Linked DNA regions of Mus musculus: regions 2, 3 and 4 are each linked to region 1. The links are chromatin loops, found by intact Hi-C in ENCODE. Cell type or tissue: heart. All regions are shown on one strand. Region 1 has its middle 19 kb from the start of Nhsl1. Region 2 holds the start of Ccdc28a (coiled-coil domain containing 28A). Region 3 holds the start of Reps1 (RalBP1 associated Eps domain containing protein). Region 4 has its middle 85 kb from the start of Ccdc28a.

The links. Peaks named below come from ENCODE experiments on the same cell type or tissue, not always from the same donor. Only the 100,000 strongest peaks of a DNase experiment are listed, where the experiment ranks them.
Region 2: a loop joins it to region 1, with 6 times the contacts of the local background. A loop is called at or near these places in 27 of 42 quality-filtered maps.
Region 3: it touches region 1 in a loop (2.4-fold over the local background); 5 of 42 quality-filtered maps call a loop at or near these places.
Region 4: it touches region 1 in a loop (6-fold over the local background); 15 of 42 quality-filtered maps call a loop at or near these places.

The regions. Positions count from the first base shown.
Region 1 is chr10:18,385,894-18,390,893 of GRCm38, reverse strand. It overlaps a transcript of Nhsl1 not described here. Among named protein-coding and RNA genes, the nearest start is that of Nhsl1, 19 kb to the left of the region's middle. In heart, a CTCF peak has its summit at 2,024 (motif pointing right); DNase peaks (open chromatin) are centred at 683, 1,933 and 4,523.
Region 2 is chr10:18,234,202-18,239,201 of GRCm38, reverse strand. Ccdc28a (coiled-coil domain containing 28A) reads left to right here and starts at 4,221. Exons shown (of 6, transcript NM_144820.4): 1 at 4,221-4,350. In heart, a CTCF peak has its summit at 2,670; DNase peaks (open chromatin) are centred at 1,871 and 3,941; H3K4me3 peaks cover 1,482 bases; H3K27ac peaks cover 1,040 bases.
Region 3 is chr10:18,052,800-18,057,799 of GRCm38, reverse strand. It overlaps Reps1 (RalBP1 associated Eps domain containing protein), which reads right to left and starts at 1,860. Exons shown (of 20, transcript NM_009048.2): 1 at 1,685-1,860. The coding sequence starts at 1,837. In heart, a CTCF peak has its summit at 2,354 (motif pointing left); a DNase peak (open chromatin) is centred at 2,249; H3K4me3 peaks cover 2,521 bases; H3K27ac peaks cover 3,113 bases.
Region 4 is chr10:18,317,213-18,322,212 of GRCm38, reverse strand. It overlaps a transcript of Nhsl1 not described here. Among named protein-coding and RNA genes, the nearest start is that of Ccdc28a, 85 kb to the right of the region's middle. In heart, CTCF peaks have their summits at 2,864 (motif pointing right) and 3,661; DNase peaks (open chromatin) are centred at 2,942 and 3,572; H3K4me3 peaks cover 2,661 bases; H3K27ac peaks cover 1,743 bases.

The sequences.
Region 1 (5,000 bases):
CTCCTTAATATCAGCACTGTAGAAACACATAGGCAGCGCTAAACATGGGGCGGGGCAGGCAGGCAGATAACACGGATGTTTTAGTAGGCTGCTCTGAACATTTTCTAAATACACTACAGCGTATAAAGCAAGAGAGCAAGGAGCTGTTTCCTTTCCACGAGTTTTGGAGAAAAGCTTTTGCCTCCAGACAATCATGAGCCTTTCTCTGGAAGCCCCGGCACTCATGCTGCGAGAGACAGAGGCCAAAGGTCCCCAGTGGCCCCCACTTTCGCTACCAATGGATGCGCACTGCGTGTTGTCTTCTCCATGGGCTTCTCTAGCCAAATCCCTCGCTCCATTTAAGCAGCTTGGTTCAAATTGTAAAACTTAAAAGTTTCACTTACCAGATGCCTAGATAAATCTCATCTGGAGGCCTTTAGAACAAAGCCACCGTGAGTGACATCCAGCCTGGCTGAGTCTTGAGGGTGATGTGAATCCTCCGGACAGGCGATGCACGCCCGAGACTGCACAGAAGAGACTGGGCCGCTGTCCTCAGATGTGGGTAGTAGCCTAGCGCTGTAAGCCAGGAGCCCTCTCCTTGCTATGATCCAAGGTCTTTCTTCCTACCAGGCTTCAGATCTGGCTCTGAAGTTAGCACGCGTGCGCGCGCACACACACACACACACACACACACACCTTGATACACAGTTCAAGCACATCCGTGAGTCATGCTTCCACTTCCTCTCAGGGTTCCCAGTGGTCCTCGGTGGCACAGAGTTCATTCATTCACAACAGTGCGCGCTCAGTCACACGGAATACTCACACACTAAACTCCAGCCCTTAGCACTTTAAAAGTATTTCCTTTCAACCTCCTGTAAAACCACCGCCTCACTTTCATTAGCAGATGAGAACTTCATCCCAGCAGACGGGCTCCCCAGGCACAATTCACACACATTATACTTCATAGGGCCTTTTCAATATTTACTTGCTGGTAGTGTTCTTCCTTTCAGGTCACAGATTATAGTGTTTAGCAACACGAAGAAGGAGGGGGTAGAGTTATGAATTAGTAAACTGCCGGGGCTTCCACTTGTCAATTCATTCCCACCTCGGAGGGGATTTGGACCCAGAGCTTCAACTCTCGGGAATTACCTTCAGGAAATGACTGAATCAAAAAGGGAATTGGCCAATTTTCTCCCAAAACAGGGAGTTATGGGGAAACTCCTCAGCTGTAGGCAAAGAGAGAGAAGTCTCTTCCTATGCAAATAAGTTTTGTTTCCCTCAGAGCGAGTTTGGTAAGGATTGCCAGGCCCTTCCCACCCTTTGATATGCTGATCTCGGGCTTCTAAACATGAGGGGGGTTATTTGATCACATTAATTATTGGGGGGGGGGTGGAGAAAGTGGGTGCTGCAAGGGAGGGGTGACACAAAGACTTCTCTAAATTGCCAGTTTGTTTGGTCTTTCATGGCACGCAACAATCAGATTCCTATTCACAGCTATTTCAGAGCTGGCTGGGAGACCATCAAAGTGTTTGGGAGGATGGAGCTAAACAGAGCCAAAACCCTGACAGCTTCACTTTCCGTGGCCAACTCGGATGCCAGCTCCCCGGACTTCTCAATCTCCCTGGCCCTGAGGGGGGAAAAGTCCTTTCTTACCTCTTCTGAGGAGCAAGGTGGGACACTGGCACATTTTCCTTGAATGCTTTGATCCTAGGGTGCTAGTCTGTGTTGGTATTTGTAAACCACGGCCATGCATAGTTACCTCAGGAGCTTGTAACTCTACAGATGTGTGGGCCCAATGCCAAGTGCTTGGAATCCTAAGGAGCGGCAGCCAGAGCTGAAAGCACCTCTCCGCGGAAGATGAAGACAATAGACAGTAATTGTTAGGGAAGTACAGCAATGGAGCCCACCCATCAACAAAGGAAAGACTATATGGAGGGGTTGGGACGCGTCCCCAAGCTGCCAGGCAAGCCCTGTAAGTCACAGATGGCCTTTCTCAGAGGAGAAATCAGAGGACTTCACTCAACACAGGACCCTGGTCAGATGCAGACAGCTGCCACTAGGTGGCTACTTACACTAGAGCTAAGTCCTTGTGCACCTACCCACCAATTCAACATTTCTTGAGCCTTGGGAAGTAAACTTAGAAAGTCCTAACTTCACAAAGTAAAAAGTTGCCCATGTGCCACACCAACTTTATCGTGGGACACAGGGCAGAGATTGCTCACAGGCTTGTAAATCTTATCTGTGCTTGCTAAACAATTATTTAAATCATTATATGTGCACATTTTTGTCAAAAAACAAACAAACAAACAAACAAACAAACAAAAAAGCCTACTAGGTTGTCACAAAAAGATGGGAATAGTTAAAAATTTAAAAATATTAAAAATTTTAAGAACCAATTTCAACAAAGTAGAATGTACTGGACTAGATTATAAAAAGAAGTTTCTCTTGTAAGGATGTTTTAATTTTCACAAGACATGGCTATACATACAAATAGAGTAAAAGTGGTCCTGTACAAAGACAGGGCAGGGCTGAGGGACTGTTGAGGGGGAGGGGGAGGTACCCTGATTAGAAAAATAGAAAGTGAGGCTGGAGAGATGGCTCTGAGGTTGAGAGCACTGACTGCTTTTCCAGAGGTCCTGAGTTCAATTCCCAGTAAGATGGTGGCTCACAACCATCTGCAATGAGATCTGATGTCCTCTTCTGATGTGTCTAAAGAGAGCTACAGTACACTTATACACATAAAATAAATAAATCTTTAAAAGAAAGAAGGAAGGGAAGGGAAGTGGAAGGGAAGGGGGGAAGGGAAGGGAAGGGAAGGGAAGGGAAGGGAAGGGAAGGGAAGGGAAGGGAAGGGAAGGGAAGGGAAGGAAAGAGAGAAAGAGAGAAAGAGAGAAAGAGAGAAAGAGAGGAAGAGAGAAAGAGAGAGAGAAAGAAAATGAGGGGCCCAGAGTCTGGTAAAGCTCTTGGTTGCTCCTGGCTCCATCTTTGCATGTGTGTTACAGGATCTAGATACTATAGTCACCATCCTCCACAATGTTGGTAGCTATCTGAAACCGTAGCGGGTACTGAGCCCATGTAATCCCCTAGACACATATACCTATGGCAAAATTTAATCTATGAACAATGCCCAGTAATAGATCAAAAGTGATAAAAGAGTAACAGCAAAGTATACTAAAAAAAGAAATAAAGCAGTTTATTCCAGTGAGGGTTTTATGAGGTTATCTCTTTTTTTCTGCTCCTCTCGTCTCTAAAAGTATTGTGTTTTGTCACCTCATTTAAGAGGATCTCTTTATAGTTTCATTCGTGTATATTGGCATCAATATTCTTGCACTTTGGAGCCATTCTTATGTAAAATAAAACTGGTTTAAACGCAAGCAATATACAATTAAACTGATAATCGAAGTGGCTGCTAAGTGGCTGGCAGGTAGTATATAAAATACACACTGGACCAACAGATCGTTGTGCTCAAACCACAAAGTAGTGCAGACTACTGAGCAGAGTGCAATGAAAAACTTATCCTTCAAGTTTTCTGTTAGGGATTTTGAGGCTCCAGTTTGCATCATAAAACTGCCATTGTGGAAATGGATCCCCCTGGGTCTGGGAAGAGAACTATGAAGGACAGGCAGAGATGCTCCAACAGAGCCTAATTTTCTCCTCTTTCCTGTAGCACGGTGTTGTTTCTGGATCCCTTCGCTTTGATCACTATTCTTTCCCTTGACACTAAGGAGAAGAAGGAAAGGGGGCAGTGAGCAGAAACGAGAAAGAAAAAGTAGCCATGATGAAGCATCTTTCCCTCTGCAAGTCTTACACAACTTGGCTGGAAAGGCATTTCCTCAGTACTGATCTGACCATCATCAGGCAACCTGGTACTGAAGGGATGGACAGACAGTTCTTGGAGGCTTAAAGAGAAGGCTGGAGGTCTGGATTCCTCTCCTGTCTGGCCAGTGGGATAAGCCCGGAGCACTTTGTGCCAGCAACTGTAATAATGAAGGACTTAAACTGCCACCCTTGAGGCTCGCCGAGATGTGCTGCTAAAGTTCCCTAACCACCAGCACTAGACAGTCAGAATAAACAATGTAGTGTCTCCACTATTGTTAAAGTACAATGGGAGGCCCTCAGGGTCATAGGGAGTAATTTTTTAAATTAAGGTTTTTCCATCCAATACATACAAAGCACTTCTAAAATCTAAAAATAGATTAGGCTGAAAGGATTATATGAAGAAAACAAAACAAAATAAAATATAATTTTGAGGGTTGAAATGGGGTGCCAAGCTGTTGTGACACAGTTAAAACTATATAAAGGAACCAAGTGTTTCATTTAGTAAGATGCTTACAATTATGAAGGGGTGATCCCGCTTGGCAGGATCGCCAAAGACCTTGAAAGAATCCACAGTACCACAAAGACATCCCAGGCTGTTTGCCACAATTAACAGCAGAGCTGTTCCTGGGAAGTTAGTTAACAAAGCTGTGTTACGTTTGAAATTCACCTCCATTTCTCACCCACATTCAACTGAGGCTTGGGTGGGCGGGGCACTCCCCCCTCAAAGCTGCAATGTGTCAGATGACCGAAATCCTTTGGGACAGTCCCTAGAGGCAGTAGCTGCAGCGAATTCATCCTGCCTTGTCTGAACTTCACAGGAAATCTATCTTTTTTTTTTTTTTTTGGCTTTTTTCGAGACAGGGTTTCTCTGTGTAGCCCTGGCTGTCCTGGAACTTACTCTGTAGACGAGGCTGGCCTCGAACTCAGAAATTCGCCTGCCTCTGCCTCCCAAGTGCTGGGATTAAAGGCGTGTGCCACCACGCCCGACAGGAAGTCTATCTTAAGGCTTTACATTGGTGGCCTACCAATGTAAAGCGCTCCTTATATTGCACCTTGCAATCAGAGAATAAAACATACACTGCAGACAGTCACTTTTTGATTGTTTGGAGAAAGGGCTCCACATATTTCCAGCTTGTCTGGACTTGTTAGTAACATTAATCTTGAGGTTTTTAATATTTAGTATTTTTGGTTTTGCTTTTTTT
Region 2 (5,000 bases), 150 kb after region 1:
CCTTGGCACATGCGCAGATTATTTGTTTACCACTTAGAACACAGGATGTCAGCGCCATCTTGCACCGGCGAATGTGAGGGCGGCTTCCTACACATAGTCATCTATTGGATGGAACACAGGGCCCCCAATGGAGGAGCTAGAGAAAGTACCCAAGGAGCTGAAGGGGTCTGCAACCCTATAGGTGGAACAACAATATGAACTAACCAGTACCCCCAGAGTTCGTGTCTCTGGCTGCATATGTAGCAGAAGATGGCCTAGTTGGCCATCATTGGGAAGAGAGGCCCCTTGGTCTTGCAAACTTTATATAACCCAGTACAGGGGAATGCCAGGGCCAAGAAGTCAGAGTGGGTGGGTAGGGGAGCAGGGCAGGGGGAGGATATAGGGAACTTTCGGGATAGCATTTGGAATGTAAATAAAGAAAATATCTAACAAAAACAAACAAACAAACAAACACCCTTCCTAACAGGATATAACTGGGTTTTTTTTTTTTTTTTTTTTTTTGAGACAGGGTTTCTCTGTATAACAGAGCCTTGACTGTGGACTCACTTTGTAGACCAGGCTGTCCTAAACCCGAATATGCAGAGATCCATCTGCCTCTGCCCCGAGTACTGGGATTAAAGGTGTGTGCCACCACACCCAACGACAGGGTTGTTCTTTTACTTCCTGTTTTCCTTTTTTCTCCTTTCCTCCCTTGCCCTTCCTATTAGTCAGGGTTCCCTAACGGAACAATTGATATGATGAAAACACCCACATTATATATCAGCATATCTCACACACACATATGAGAGAGAGAGAGAGAGGGTTATTAGCCTGCTTTATAGGCTGTGGCCATGGTATCTTTCAAAGCTATAGAAAAGACATCCCTCCTTCTACCCTTTGCTTCTTTATAAGCCATTCCTTCAAGTTCTTAGCATCCTTGGAGTACACGGTAATACCAAGCTGAGGAAAGGAGAAGCTGTATACAGCGTAGCCGATTCATGACCCATGGTATGCTTTGTTTTCTGGTTAATCCTTCTTTTAAAGCTGCTCTGGCTTCAGGAGATTGGGAAAGATTCTCCAAGGATCAAAACAACTCAGACCTTCCTGTCACTGTGTCAGGGTTTGTATTCCTGCACACAACATCATGACCAAGAAGCAAGTTGGGGAGGAAAGGGTTTATTCAGCTTACACTTCCATGTTCCTCTTCATCACCATGGAAGTCAAGACTGGAACTCACACAGGGCAGGGTCTTGGAGGCAGGAGCTGATGCACAGGCCATGGAGAGATGTTACTTACTGGCTTGCCTCCCCAGCTTACTCAGCTTGTTTTCTGATAGAACTCAGGACTGACTCCCAGCCCAGGGATGGCAACACCCACAATGGGCTAGGCCCTGCCCACTTGATCACTAATTGAGAAAATGCCTTACAGCTGGATCTCATAGAGGCATTTCCTTAAGGGAGGCTCCTTTCTCTGCAATAACTCTAGCTTGTATCAAGTTGGCATACAAAAATATTGAGTACAGTCACCTACCTCCTAAACTTGCTAACTACTTTAGCTTTAAAAGGGAAGTGTAGACTTGAAATACAAAAATAAATTAAAACATTAGCATTGTAGAACCCCCAGAAAATAAGGTTTTAGTTTGTTTAGCAAGAAGTCATCAGAACATCCAAAGGTTGGGTAATCAGACGCCTCGTCAGAGCTCTTAGAGGAAGGCAGGACTAGCAAAGCCCCAAATATTCTGCTGAGGAAAGAGATCTGCCTGGACAACGGTGATGTCATCTGGTCAGCTTTGTAACTTGGCCAACTCTTTCAGATGCTGTGGCTTCAAGGGCAGCCTAGGCAGCTGTGACACTGCACAGCTGAGATATTTATTGCACAACTGCCATTTCGTCATTTGGGGAGGCCAAAGCAGGAGAGTTCCACATTTGAGCCAACCTGGTCTATAGAAAATCCTGCCAAAAAGAGACCAGGCTGGCCTCGAACTCAGAAATCCGCCTGCCTCTGCCTCTTGAGTGCTAGGAATAAAGGCGTGCATCACCACGCCCGGCTTGAGTTTAAGATTTCTTCATTCATTAATTTAATGAGTACCCTTTTTATGTCACTCTCAACTGCTAAAGGTATGGAAATCAACACATATTTGCTCTTAAGGAAATTACAGCCTAAAGTAGTATGTTTAATAAAAGACTATAGGCGTAACAATGCTAGATGTCTAAGTCTTTAAAATGAACAGTCTCATTTTAAAGACTTTTTGGCCTCCTGCTAAAAACCTGTTACATCTTAGAGTAAAAATGAAATAGTTCCTCTGGATTCACTGTTTTGCCTCTTTTGGTGACAAAACTCATACCCAGGGCCTCAAGCATGCTGGGCCAGTGCTCCCCCAAAGTCCCACCCCAGGCCCTACTGTTTCTTCTATGACACAATACATACATTCTTGAGAAATGGCTACTCACTCACGGCTGTTTCACCTAGCGGATCCTCCTGGTACTTTCAGTTCCCAGCAGCTCTCCAAAAGCCCACTTGTCCCTTCAAGAAGTCTCTGGGGGTCCTCAGCCCTGGAGAGCTCTTCTCCAATCTCTCAGTAGTGTTTTAGAGCTCATCTCAGAGCAGAGAAGGCACCAAGTTTTACAAAGATAGCCAAACAATAGCATCGCTTTTGGGATAACTTTCCCATGTAGGTCTCAGCTCCGAAGCAAGTCAATATAGCACCACACTGTGGCCTGCTCCCAAACTGCTTTCCCTCTTTCATTCTTTCATGGCATAATTTTATAAAAGTAGAACCTAGGCCATGACATTCCTTAAAAACCAAGTTGTAGATCAATTCACAAAATACAACCATTCAGAGATGCCAAACAGGAGAATTCCGCCTTTTCTTAAGTTCAAGTTCTTTACCCTAAAAATACCAAATTATGAAACCTAACACGTGTTCACTTTGGAAACTGGAACCATGAATGCTGTATCTGTGGGGGTTTTTTGTTTTTGTTATTTTGTTTTGTTTTTTGGTTTGTTTTTTTTAAGAATTCCAAGTTTTTGGTTTTGTTTTTCCTAATGGAAGAACATCTCATAGTATGAGTTTAAGTACTTAGTAACTCCATTTTTGCTCTGTCTCAATATAATCTCTAGACACAATTTCCTCCCTAGGTAATGGGGAGATTGAAGGACAGGGTCACCTCAATCTAAGAAAGTCGGAATCTAAAAAGTCCCATCTTCCCTCTGAGAAGGCATCCACATCAAGGAGGGAAAGGTAAGTTTTCTTTAGTTTAGGGTTGAGCCTTCTCTCTTAGCCCTCAATTCCTAATCCCGGGGATGAAGTGGGGAGTCAGGCAGCAAGTCTGATTAGCCTTTCTGAATCTCAGAATCATTTCATTTGTTTTCTTTCTTTCTTTTTTTTTTTTTTTCTTTTCGGTTTTTTCGAGACAGGGTTTCTCTTTATAGCCCTGGCTGTCCTGGAACTCACTTTGTAGACCAGGCTGGCCTCGAACTCAGAAACCCGCCTGCCTCTGCCTCCCAAGTGCTGGGATTAAAGGCGTGCGCCACCACGCCCGACCTCAGAATCACTTCTAAAACGGGGATTTTGACATTACCTTAAAGGACTGTAGTGAGGTAAAGTGGGACGAGTGACACATACCCGTATGAGAAGCGCAGGCAGGAAGATCTCAACAACATAACCGGTTCCTGAGCAGTGTCGGCTATACGAGACTTGGTCAAAAAAAGGCAAAGAAAACGAAGAAAGACTGATAGACAGACAGACAGGTACACAGAAAACCTAAACGCACTCACCCCACCCCCACCACACCCAACTGCAATGCTTGGATACTGGCTATTTACAGAATCACACTTGGCGGCACAGCATCAGGGATGCTGAACCCAATACCGCTTCTCAAGCCAAACTAAAAGCAGCCAATCCGAGGTGTGGATCCGCCGCAAGGGGACAATAGGCTCCGCCTTCGATTTGTTCGAAAGGCATGCTGGGAATTGCAGTGCATGGGGCGGTCCTTCACCGAGGTGGCTGGCCGCTTCCGGTGAGGACAATATACAGCCAGTTTCCATGAGGCCATGAGACAGGCAGAAGTGGAGTGGCCAACAACAACTCCTCTTTCCCGCAGCCGCTGGAGCCATACCTGAAGGCGGCTATGGGAAGACGGAGCCCAAAGCAGAGACGCGAGCATCGCTAAGGGACCTGGGAGAGGCGGGGCTTTTCGCCTCTCGGAGGGCCCCGCCCAGATTACGTCACTTCCGTAAACAAAGGGCGCTTGCCTGGGTTTGTGACCCAGGCAGACGAGCTGGGCTCTTGATGCAGCCCTGGCGGAGGCTTTGAACGCTCTCTTACTTTTCCTAGCCGAGGAAGGGTAACCACAGCCTTTTCTCCCTCCGGTATGTAATGGGGTAAGGGGACCCCGCAACCTGTTCATTCGAGCCCCTCAGCACCTGCTCTGGTCACCGCTGAGTGTAGATGGGTCATCGCAGGGCTGGGTTGCGGAAGGGAAATGAATGAGGCAAAGTCCAGAGGCACCTCTGGTGATTCTGGTTGGCAGCGAGGCCTGACATTCAACCGTGAGCAGTTCGTCCCCTCTGGAAAGGTCCCTCGTGTTTGTCATACAAGAAGGATTTCAGGGTCTTGTGACAGATGTTATCTTTCAGAAAAGAGGACATCGCAAGCTTGGTCCCTCGGGGACCATTGGTTTATTGGCGATGCTTTATGTATTAACTGGTTTTTGCTTTTTCCTCCTCTTTTGTTACCAAATGTGTATTAGCATCCATAGATTTGAAGGTTAGCGTGTTTATATGTATCACCAATTATACAGATCCTCATCTCTTGGAAACCTGCTCCGTCATCTTCAAAGTTTTATTTAATCTGTATTACAGCTAAACAATTCCCGAATGACTCAAGTGGATTCGCTCTTGGTATCTGAGACAAGAGACTGAATGCTGTACCCTTTTCCAAGAAAAACCCACATCAGCTAGCAAAACAAAAATAAATTACCTGTATAATTCCCGACTAATTCTTTTAGGAGTGACAGAAG
Region 3 (5,000 bases), 330 kb after region 1:
GGTTAATGGACACTAATTTCTATGCCCTAAACATGTAAACACCCTAAAAAAGTCTTGTGTACCATTAGAATGACAAAGTCATTTCCAGTTAACTCTGAACCCCAAAGACATGAGCTAAAATAGAATATGGGGGGCTTCTTGTCCAGAACCTGTAAGTTTTGTACCAAATCCATTAGACACTAGCCCCATATCATTTAACCCATCAGCAAACTATGGGATGTTTTGTGTGAACCCAAGCTAAACCTGGTTTCCTCATCGTAAGAGGGCCATAAAAACAAAAACAGTGAATCCACACAGAATCTGAATTGTTGGGAAAGCCTAAAATTGTCACTATGTTGTCCTCTTCAGCAGCACAGATCTGAGACTTTCTTATCCTTCCCTGGTACCTAAAACACTCACCTTTCCCCACCACACCCCAGGGTTAAGAAAAAATGACAAAATGAAACAAAAGCAAAGTGAGAAAGAATTCACTCCCTAAACCACAGTAGGCACTCGGGTATTGTCTATATTCGAGGTGTGTGTAGAAATTTTTATATCACAAGGGTTTCTGTTAGAAGAAAACTGACTTTCACTCTAAGATGGGCCTCAGAGAACTGGAGGCTGAGGAGGCAGAGTGATGAGATTTCTAAAAGCCTGGAGACTCCTGGCCCAGCCCACACCCACGTCCCAGCACCTGAGCAGTTGAGGGGGCAACAGGACCCTGAGTTCAGGGCTAGTCTGGGATATAAAGCAATAAGCTGTCTCAAAACAAAGTAAAATCAAACCTCTGGCCCAATATTCTGCTTCCACTGCATTATATCCACTTCCATCTCCATGTGTTTGGAGATTTGGATAACTGGCTTGGGATCAATATGAGGATGAAAACTTAAGACGGTTCCTTCCTCCCATACAGTTTAAACAGGCTCTTACTATAGCAGCTATGAATCATTAAGCAGTAGCATTAATGCTCATCACAAATATTAGCACTTCTAAAACAGGCGACAAAGAAGGTTTACCCTTGCTGCTACAGAGTTACGAGTGGCAGAGTTACAGACTGAGGAGACTATCCGCTGTCTGATTCCAGCTGTTCAATAAATCCCAAACCAAACCCACAAGCTCCACTGACTATTCCCGGGAAGGGCACTAGAAGATACTGTCCACCGGCCACCCATTCTACGACCAAGTTCTTTTCACATCTATCTACATGCCAAGTATCAGCCAGAAGTTCAAATTTCTTAGTCTCCCCTAAGAACACAGCTTCCTTAAATTTAAAACAAAACAAAACAACCCCCCCCCTAAAAAAAAAACCCAAACCACCTGCTTCTTGGATACCTTAAGCGTAACAAATCTCACTTCATCGAGTCTGCTCGGCTCGCTCAAAAATCCATATGGCATTTTGCCTGCCTATAGTCGTAACTTTCCTATTGTGCGGGAGTCGAAGAGCTATGTGACTATAGTAGGCATATCCAGCAGACGCTAGGATGCACACACAACCCGAGAGACCCGGGACCTTGCTCTTCCAGTGCACAGGCTGCCGGAGGGATGCAGGCTCCGCAGACCCCCGCCCCCACCCGGACGGCGAGCCCTCCCCCTCCAGGGGTCCCCGCGCACCCCGCTCCCGCACCTGCGGCCTCTGCCCGTCCCCGGGGGAGCCCACTCCCGCTGCCGCTGCCCGGGGCCCGCGCGGCCGGGGACGCGGCGGTACCTGGAGGACCACGTCGTTGGGCAGCTGCGCGGCCCGGAACAGCTCGAGCACTCGCCCGTTGACCACCACCTTCTTGGTGCTCTCGATGTCGCAGTAGGAGAAGAGATCCGAGTAGTATTTCTGCTCGGCGTCGCTCAGCGTCAAGCCTTCCATCTTCGCCTCGGCCCGGCGGCCGCCCCGCCCCGCATGCACCACCCGGGCGCCGGCCCCGCGACCCGGGGCGGCCGGCGGGGTACTGCGCACGGCACGGCCTCCCCGCGGGGCCGCGAGCTCGTGTGGCCCGGGGCAGCCGGCGGCGGTGGCGCGCGGCTGTGCGCGGCCGCAAGCTCGGCGTGGGGAAAAGGAGGCGGCGGCTCCGGGCTCGGCCGCGTCCCTCGGGCTTCCCGCCTCGGCTTCCCCTTCCGCCCACGCGCCCCCCTCCGAGAAGTTGTGGGGCTTCCGAAGTCTAAAGTTTCGGGGGCTCGGGGCTGCGCGTGGCCGCCGCTCCGCCTCCCTCGGCCGCCATTGACTGCGCCCCGGCCCGGCACTGACAGCGGCGGCCGCGCTCCAGACCCGGATGTGAGGCCGGGAGGAGAGAGCGCGAGAGGGAGAGGGAGAGGGAGAGAGAGAGAGAGAAACACCCACCGGGCTGGCTCGGCCGCTCCCGGGAGAGCGGGCCGCAGCGCCCCCTGCTGGCCGGAGCCCCGCGGCACGGCGGGGCGCGGCGAGTGGCCCTGGGCGCCCTCCGCGAGGACCCCAGGCTGGGGGCACTTGGGGACCGACCGGCGTCCCAGCGACGCGGAGGGTTCAGGTCGCACTGCGGGCTGGGGTGCGGCAGCTTCTGGCGTGCAGCATTTCCTAACGGTTTGCACTTAACGAGGATAAGTGCATCGCTTTGCGCCGTCCACTGAAGCAGGGAAGCTTGCTCAGGTGTGGACGCTTAAACCAAGGCTGAACTCGATCTGGTCCCAAGCCGGGTCTTCTGTAAAACCAAGTTTGAAAAAATAGAAATAAAGAAAAAAAAAGTCACCTTTTTTTTTTTTTTTTTTCACCGAGAACCAAATACTGTCGGTTTATGCCATCCACTCGGGAAACCTGTGTAGGCCTTCAGCCAACTCCAGGCCCTCTTGTTGCTCACCATCCCTTCCTTCCTCTGGGGGGTGGGGGGGGGGGAGTCTTAATCTGCATCTGTCTCTGGAGTTCATAGACCCTTAACGAGCCTTTAATCTTTTAAAAGTATTTCTTTCCTGAAACTCTATGAAGTCAGGCTGGACTTGAACTCTTGATCCCCTGCCTTTTCTTTCCTAGTGAAGGGATACCATCACCAGTCAGCCCGCGACCTTGTCAGCATTAAATATGAAGTATTTCAGAAACGGGAGCCAAGGAAGATTACACAGAGGGCTTTTCAAGTTTGGTTTTTATTCTCTGTTACATAGAGCCCATTAAGGGGACATCATTATAAGAATGAGCAGACATAGAGGGCTGGGGATATAGCTCATTTGTTAGAGCACTGTGTGCACAACGCCCTGGGTTCTATTCCCAGCACTGCATAGATCAAGTGTGGTGGTGCTTACCTGTAATCCCAGCCATTTGGGAGGTAGAGGACAGGAGGATCAGAAGTTCAAGGTCATGTTCAGCCTCACAGAACACAGAAGGCCAACCTAGACCCTATCTCAAACAGCCCAGAAAACAGAAAGAAGAACTCTGGCACCAAATGCCTCCTTTGGAGGCTAAATCTAAATGAACGTCTGTGAAGCTCTTTATGTAAGTCTTTATAGATGCCACTTTGTGGCGATATTTTCATGTTACTCTACTTCATATAGTGCTTAGTACGTCTTACAATTCATACTCACAATTGCAGTTTGGGTATGTGTGTGTGTGTGTGTGTGTGTGTGTGTGTGCATTTTTAAAAGATAGGTTCAATGAGGTAGGGACTGATTCCTGCTGTCACTGGTCTCTTTTCCCCTGCCACCTCCCCATGGCCTAGCAGCTCTATCCTGCCCTAAGCCTTTGTTCCTTCTGAAACCTCACACAGACATTTGCACGTTCCTTCTCCTGTTCCGAGGGCTCCGTCTTGGAGAACAGTCCCGCTAACACCTGATCTCCAGCTGTTGTGCTGTGTTTGCTCTTCTTAACCTGAATTCTTTTTCCTTATTGCATGTCTAGCTGATATCCAAATATGAATTTCTGTACATATTCATTTTTCTAAAATTTTATGCTGATTACACCATTGATGACAACAGCCCCGTGAAACGAGCTTGACAAGGGTTTCCTTTTTTGAAAACTTGGGATACTGAGACAAAAATGGTGTTAGCAACTTGTAAGTTTCATGACACTAAATATCTAGATGCAGGGTTCTAAACCTACTCAACTCTAAAACCAGTACCCTTTCTTAAGTCTCCTGAGCCACTAGCTCTCTATTCAGTAGAAGTGTTTCATTTCTTCGTCACCACCCTTCCAAGGCCTGTCACATACAGGTGTACCTCAATCACAAGTGATCAAATGAAGTTTAGTATTGATGGGCTAAGAAAGCATCCCGGGCTCTAACTTCCTAGCTTCAGTAAACTACAGCTCTGTGCCTCTCTTAAAATCTGAAGTCATTGCAAGATCGCATCATGTACAAGCGTTAAGCTCTGAAATGTCCCTCTCAGTTCATAATCTGTCCTTTCCCCCTCCCCTGCCGTTCCATAAATAAACCTGTCCCTTACAGTCCTGAGAGTCTGAAGTTCCAGCACAGTGAGTGGGTTCACAGTTATACTGTGAAGGGCTGGAGAGATGGCTCAGAAGTGAGGAGCATTTGCTGCCCTTGCAGAGGACCCAAACTCCCTTCCCAGCACATATACAGCCTCGCACGGGATCCTTAAAGCCAGCTCCTGGGATCGGATGCTCCCTTCTGGTTTCAGTGCACATGGATGGTGCACATACATTCATGCAGCAGTCAGAAACATTCACATGCATGAACTAAAAAGTCAAAATTATACTTTGAAAGCCAGGTGTGGTGTGTATACATATAATCCCAGGGAAAGGAAGGATTGTGAGTTCAAACCCAGCCTGATCTCCGTAGTGAGAGCCTGTCAGAAACAAATAAACAGACACTTATACTTTGATCATGCTGTCCCAGTGAGCTGCCGGATTTTCTTTTTGAGGATCACAGAGTCTAGGGGCCTTGTGGTCAGACTTAGCCTCCCACCACCATTTCCTTCTTCCATTGTCCTTTCTGTTATCTCTTGCCCATAACTCATGCTAAATTAGCCTCGGCAGGAGCTTTATAGAGTGTTAGGTTCTCCGTCTGTAGCTCTATTGCTCTGTAAAGCTTTCCTAGAGTACAGCAGGCCCT
Region 4 (5,000 bases), 69 kb after region 1:
TATGATATTTGGAAGATGGCAAGCCTGAAGAAATATTCCTCGTGATCCTTGAAACCAGTAGGACTGGCCCACAGGACTAAGTGTTGTTTTTCAGGTTACCACCGGTACGTGTGGTGCAACCTTACATGTGGTGGTTATGGGCAGTCATGAGTGAAATAAGAACTGGATCCTGGCCCCCTCTCGTGCATGTGCTGCTGGAGACTCATTAACAGGTATATCTTACCAGAGAGATGAAATTAAGGTTCTCAGGCAGCCCTCTGACAGTTCCCAGCATGTGTCTACACTTCGATCCCTATCTCTAAACACTCCTACAGTGAAGCTACACACATAAGCAATGGACAGCAAGGGAGGCAATCAAAGGTCTGTGCGCCAGCCCTCAGCCTAGACAAATCACTTCAAGTCTTTTGGCTTTGACTACTCCTCTGGTTATGAGTTCATGAAATTAGTCAATTTACAGTCAATTCTCAATACGAAGGTTCATGAATGAAGGATGTAACTTTGAAGACCTGCTTATAAAAGATCAACACGTCAGGCACAGTGGTACCTTCAGTCCTAGCACTGTGAGTTCAAGGCTAGGCACCTTCCACATGCTGGGACTGTGGATATGAGCCACTATGGTAGACAAGGCATTGCTTTAAAAGAATCCTGCAGATGCTAAATAGGATAAATATATAGGGTTTTTATTATATGAATATATAGGCTCTTAGCACACAAAAAGAGTTGCGTGCAAAAATGGGACCAAACCTAATAATGTGTTTAATAACTCATCTTTTTCTCTGTATGCACACCTATGATCTAGGCATAATTACTTTTGATAAAAGCTTTCATGATTATATGAAAATGATGAACCAGGATTACTGGTATAAAATTAAAGCCACTTGAAATGACATGCCTGTGAAAACTTTGAAGAGAATTATTTCAGTCGCTTCAAAAACAACTTTAGAGAGAATTCAGGGAGCTGCTGGGCAGTATTGTTTATTGGAATACACATATTCAAAGAAAGGAAAGTGAGCAGGAGGTGATGTCATTTGCATGTAGCAGCACTTGGAAGTTGGAGGCAAGATGATATGGAGTTCAAGGCCCACCTTAGCTATATAGCAAGTTCAAGACCAGTCATGACTATATGAGTCTCCATCTAAAAGGAGGAGGTAGAGGAGGAAATATATTCAAATGCAAAGCAAAACTAGCAAAATAAGCGGTCTCTTTCCTCAGTTTATTTTTACTTTATGTGCTGGTGTTTTGCCTGTGTGTATGTCTGTATGGGGTGTTGGATCCCCTAGCAACTGGACTTACAGGGAGCCATGATCTGCAATGGTGATGCTGGGAATTGAACCAGGGCCCTCTAGAAGAGAGCAGCTAGTGTCCTTAACCTCTGAGCCATCTCTCCAGCCAGCAAGGAAAGAGTTTTAACATCAAGGAATATTGTTTATTTTTCTACAGGTTATCTTAAAATTGTAATTGGCCTTGTTCTGCAATTACAGAATGGGGCAACACTCCATTCCATGTAACTAGAATGTGTTCTCTTTGTTTTGTTTTGTTTACTTCCCTTAGAGTTCTTCACCCAGTAGTTAGAGCGGCCTCACCACACTGCACGTCAGGGATGACAGTCTCACTCACCCAGGTGCACACACCCAACACAAAAAGGCACAGAAACAAACAGGACTGCCAGGTTTACAGTGAAGGTCCCCTAGGACAGCACATCCTATGCATGAGGTCATCGTTCACATGAACTAAATAGATTCTGATTATGTTCCGTACAAATTATTAGGTCATTTTGACTCCACGCCCCTTCTCATCCCCTCCCACTCTCCTGGGTTGAAAGCTGTCCACCACTTAAAAGCTGTGTGTTTTAGCATAACCAGAAATGCACAACTTAGGAAACACATTACAGCGGCATATGTAAGTAGTAGATTCAAATTTGTGAAAATTCGAACTCCTAAGCTTCGAGATGGTTAAACGTGACTTGGGTTTTCAAGCTGGAAAACAAGCTACTCCGGATTACACACGTATGAAGTGATTCTAAGTCGGGCCATTTTTCATGCAGAGCTGCTGAAACCTAGGCGTGGGCTGTTATACCAGTATCTCCCCTCCCACCCGGCAATCCATCAGCCATCCCCAATTTACTCTTTGCACTAAGTAGCATGAACAAGTTCACCTACTGGAAAGGGAGAAACCACCCAGGCATCACACTGAAAGTTTCTTAGTTTAGGCCAGCAGGAAATTCCAGTCCCTTCATTCATCAGAGCCAGTTAAAGCTGCTGAAAAGAGATGGGCACTTGGAGATTACAATGTCAAGACATAGACTTAATCTGGGGGGTTGAAGAGGGCCAAAGACAGAGTCCCAGCTCAAGGTCAAGGTCCTCTGAATAACAAAGAACCAGTGGCCACTCTGGAAAAGGAAACAAAATTCAAGGCTAAAAGTAAAAACCTCAAGTTTGTGTGCTTTCTTTGGAAGGTAATGCCACAGGTACAATACCTGCGGGGGGCGCGGGGGGTGGGGTGTTGCGCAGCTGTGACAAGCTGCTGCAATCCTCGCTTGGTCCCCAGAGATTGTCCACAAACTGATCCTCAAGTGTGAGGTGTCCACCGCTTAAAAGCTGTGTGTTTTAGCACATAGCAATAGTAATGACTTCGACAGGACACCATCACTTGTGCCATAGCTGTTGCTGCTCGTCAGTTTCCCACTGACAGAGCAGAGGAATGGCACTCCCAAAAGCCACACTCTGCGCCCACTCCAAGTCAGTTTTTTGGAGGCCAGAATCGGGGCTCATCACACGTATATTGCTACCTGGACTGCCTCCCCACCCGAGCCACCGACACCCGTGGGCTCCCGAGGAGGTCAGAAAGCTGAGCCTGGGCCGCCAGGGGGCGGGAGGCAGCAGCTGGCCGAGCGCCTCTGTGCCGCGGTGCCCTCCCCGGGGCCACCAGCCACTCACGGATTTTCACTCGCCGGTGGTCCAGACGCGCGGCGGCGGCGTGCAGGGCGTCCAGGCGACGGTGCAACTCGGCGGTGCGGTGACCCAGCGCAGCCGCCTGGCCCTCGAGCTCCCCGAAAATGTCCCCAGCGCAGCGCGACAGGTCGGCCAGCTGGGCGAGCAGGCAGACCAGGGTGTGCGAGCTGACCTGCTCCAGCGAGCGGAAGAGCGGCGGGTCCCCAGCCCGAGCCAGTGCCGCCTCGTCGGGCCGGCGCAGCCGTGCGGGCTCTACGCTTCGTTGGTGGAAGGGCATGGCTGGGCACGCGGGGTGCCGGCGGACCGGCGATCACGGAGTTCACGCCGGGCCCCGGGGACGATGGGCGCGGGTCCGCATCCAACACAAAGGAGGGTCCCGGGGCAGCTGCCGCGGGGACGAGGCCGGGCGGCGAGGAGGCGCAGGGACCGCGCGGAGACCCTAACCCGGTGCCGCGCGGCTGCTTGCCTCCTCCGGGGCTCTGGAGCAGCGCGGCCGAGAAAGTTCCCGGAGCAGCTCCCGGGCGGCCGCGGCGGGCCCCGCTGAAGTTTGCAGGCAGGAAAGCGCCTCGGCTCCTTCCCTCCCTCTGGATTGGAGAGGGAGGAGGAAGCGGGGGAAGTGCCGCCGCCACGGGCGCGAGGGAGGGCGGCCGGAGAAAGGGAAGGGGGAGGAGAAAGGCCGGCTGGGAACCACCTGCGGCTCCCGCGCCCGCCGCGCCCTGCGCCCAGGCCGTTGGCCGCCCGGCGCCCCAGCGCACCCTGCTGGGGCGGCCGCGCAGTCCCGGAGCTCCGGGTCGCCGCCCACGCCCCCAGCCGAGCCCCCGGGCGCCGGGGCCCAGTCGCCGCCCGCACCCCAGGCCCGAGTGGGGCGCTGCGCGGGCGTCGCAGAGGCGCCGGACTGCGGGGCCAACCAAGAACTCGGCAGCTCACCTGCGCTGCTGCGGTGGCGGCTGAGGCTCCGTCCTGCCTCCCTGGAAACGCTGGGCGGCTCGTCTGAGCCCCCCTGGTCTCTCTCCTGCAAAGCTCTCAAGACTTCTGGGACGCTTTTGTGGACCTCGTGGAAGACCTCAATAAGTCACCCGCTGACCAAGAGTTCTGTAGTCAACTGGGAGTCCAGAGGAACAAAAACAAACAAACAAACAAACAAAAAACCCTCCGAAAACCATAGTGACCATAGTGCTTCAAGAGTTTTTCTTAGTGTCTCCTTAGTGCTTTCCTGCTCCTCAGGTGCGAACAGTTCAGAGACAGTTGCCTGTTTCATCCATCCCTCAACCGTTGAGTTAGGTTACCAGAACCTAGAACCCCAAATCCGGGGCCTGGAAAATGTTTTAACTAAACGCCCTTAAGATCATAGTCACGAGACACCCAGCTAACTCAAACCTTCTGCTAAGAAGAATTTAAGGAGACTGAGTCCAATATCCCGAAGCTAAAAATCCCATTGGCCGCGTTGCTGTGTTTGCTCAGAAAGCATCGTCTTTGGTTTCTATAGTGAAGTTGACCCACATTTCAGTACCGCTTTCTGACCTTAGGATCAGTCTCCAAAGTGGTGCTAGCTCGCCTCTCTGCCGGACAGGAACAAAGCAAGCACGAAACTAGTAAACTCATGAGGTGGGAAGGAGTGAGACTCAGGCTTTAATGCCAGCTCTCAGGAAGCAGAGAGAGGCTAAGGTCGAGCCAGTCTGGTCTATAGAATGAGTTCCAAGACAGCCAGAGCTACAAAGAAAACCCTGTCTTAAAAAAACAAAACAAAACAAAACAAAACAAAAACAAAAAACTTAGTAGACAAACTTTTTCCGTCTTCCCCTGTTTTACATCAGCTTGTCCTGTTGATGGTGGTGTTTTACAATAGATGACATTAATGATCTCAGATCACCTAGTAGGACCACCTTGCAGGGTGGTAAGCAAAGGAAACAAGTGCTGTTTTTAAACCTTGTCGTTTATCAAGCACCATATAAACAGTATAAAGTGTTTGTTTCCTCAAGAAATGTCCTGAAGTGAAAGGGTGATGTAGCCATAGGTTCCTCCCTGACGTCATGAGACCATGAGTAGCAC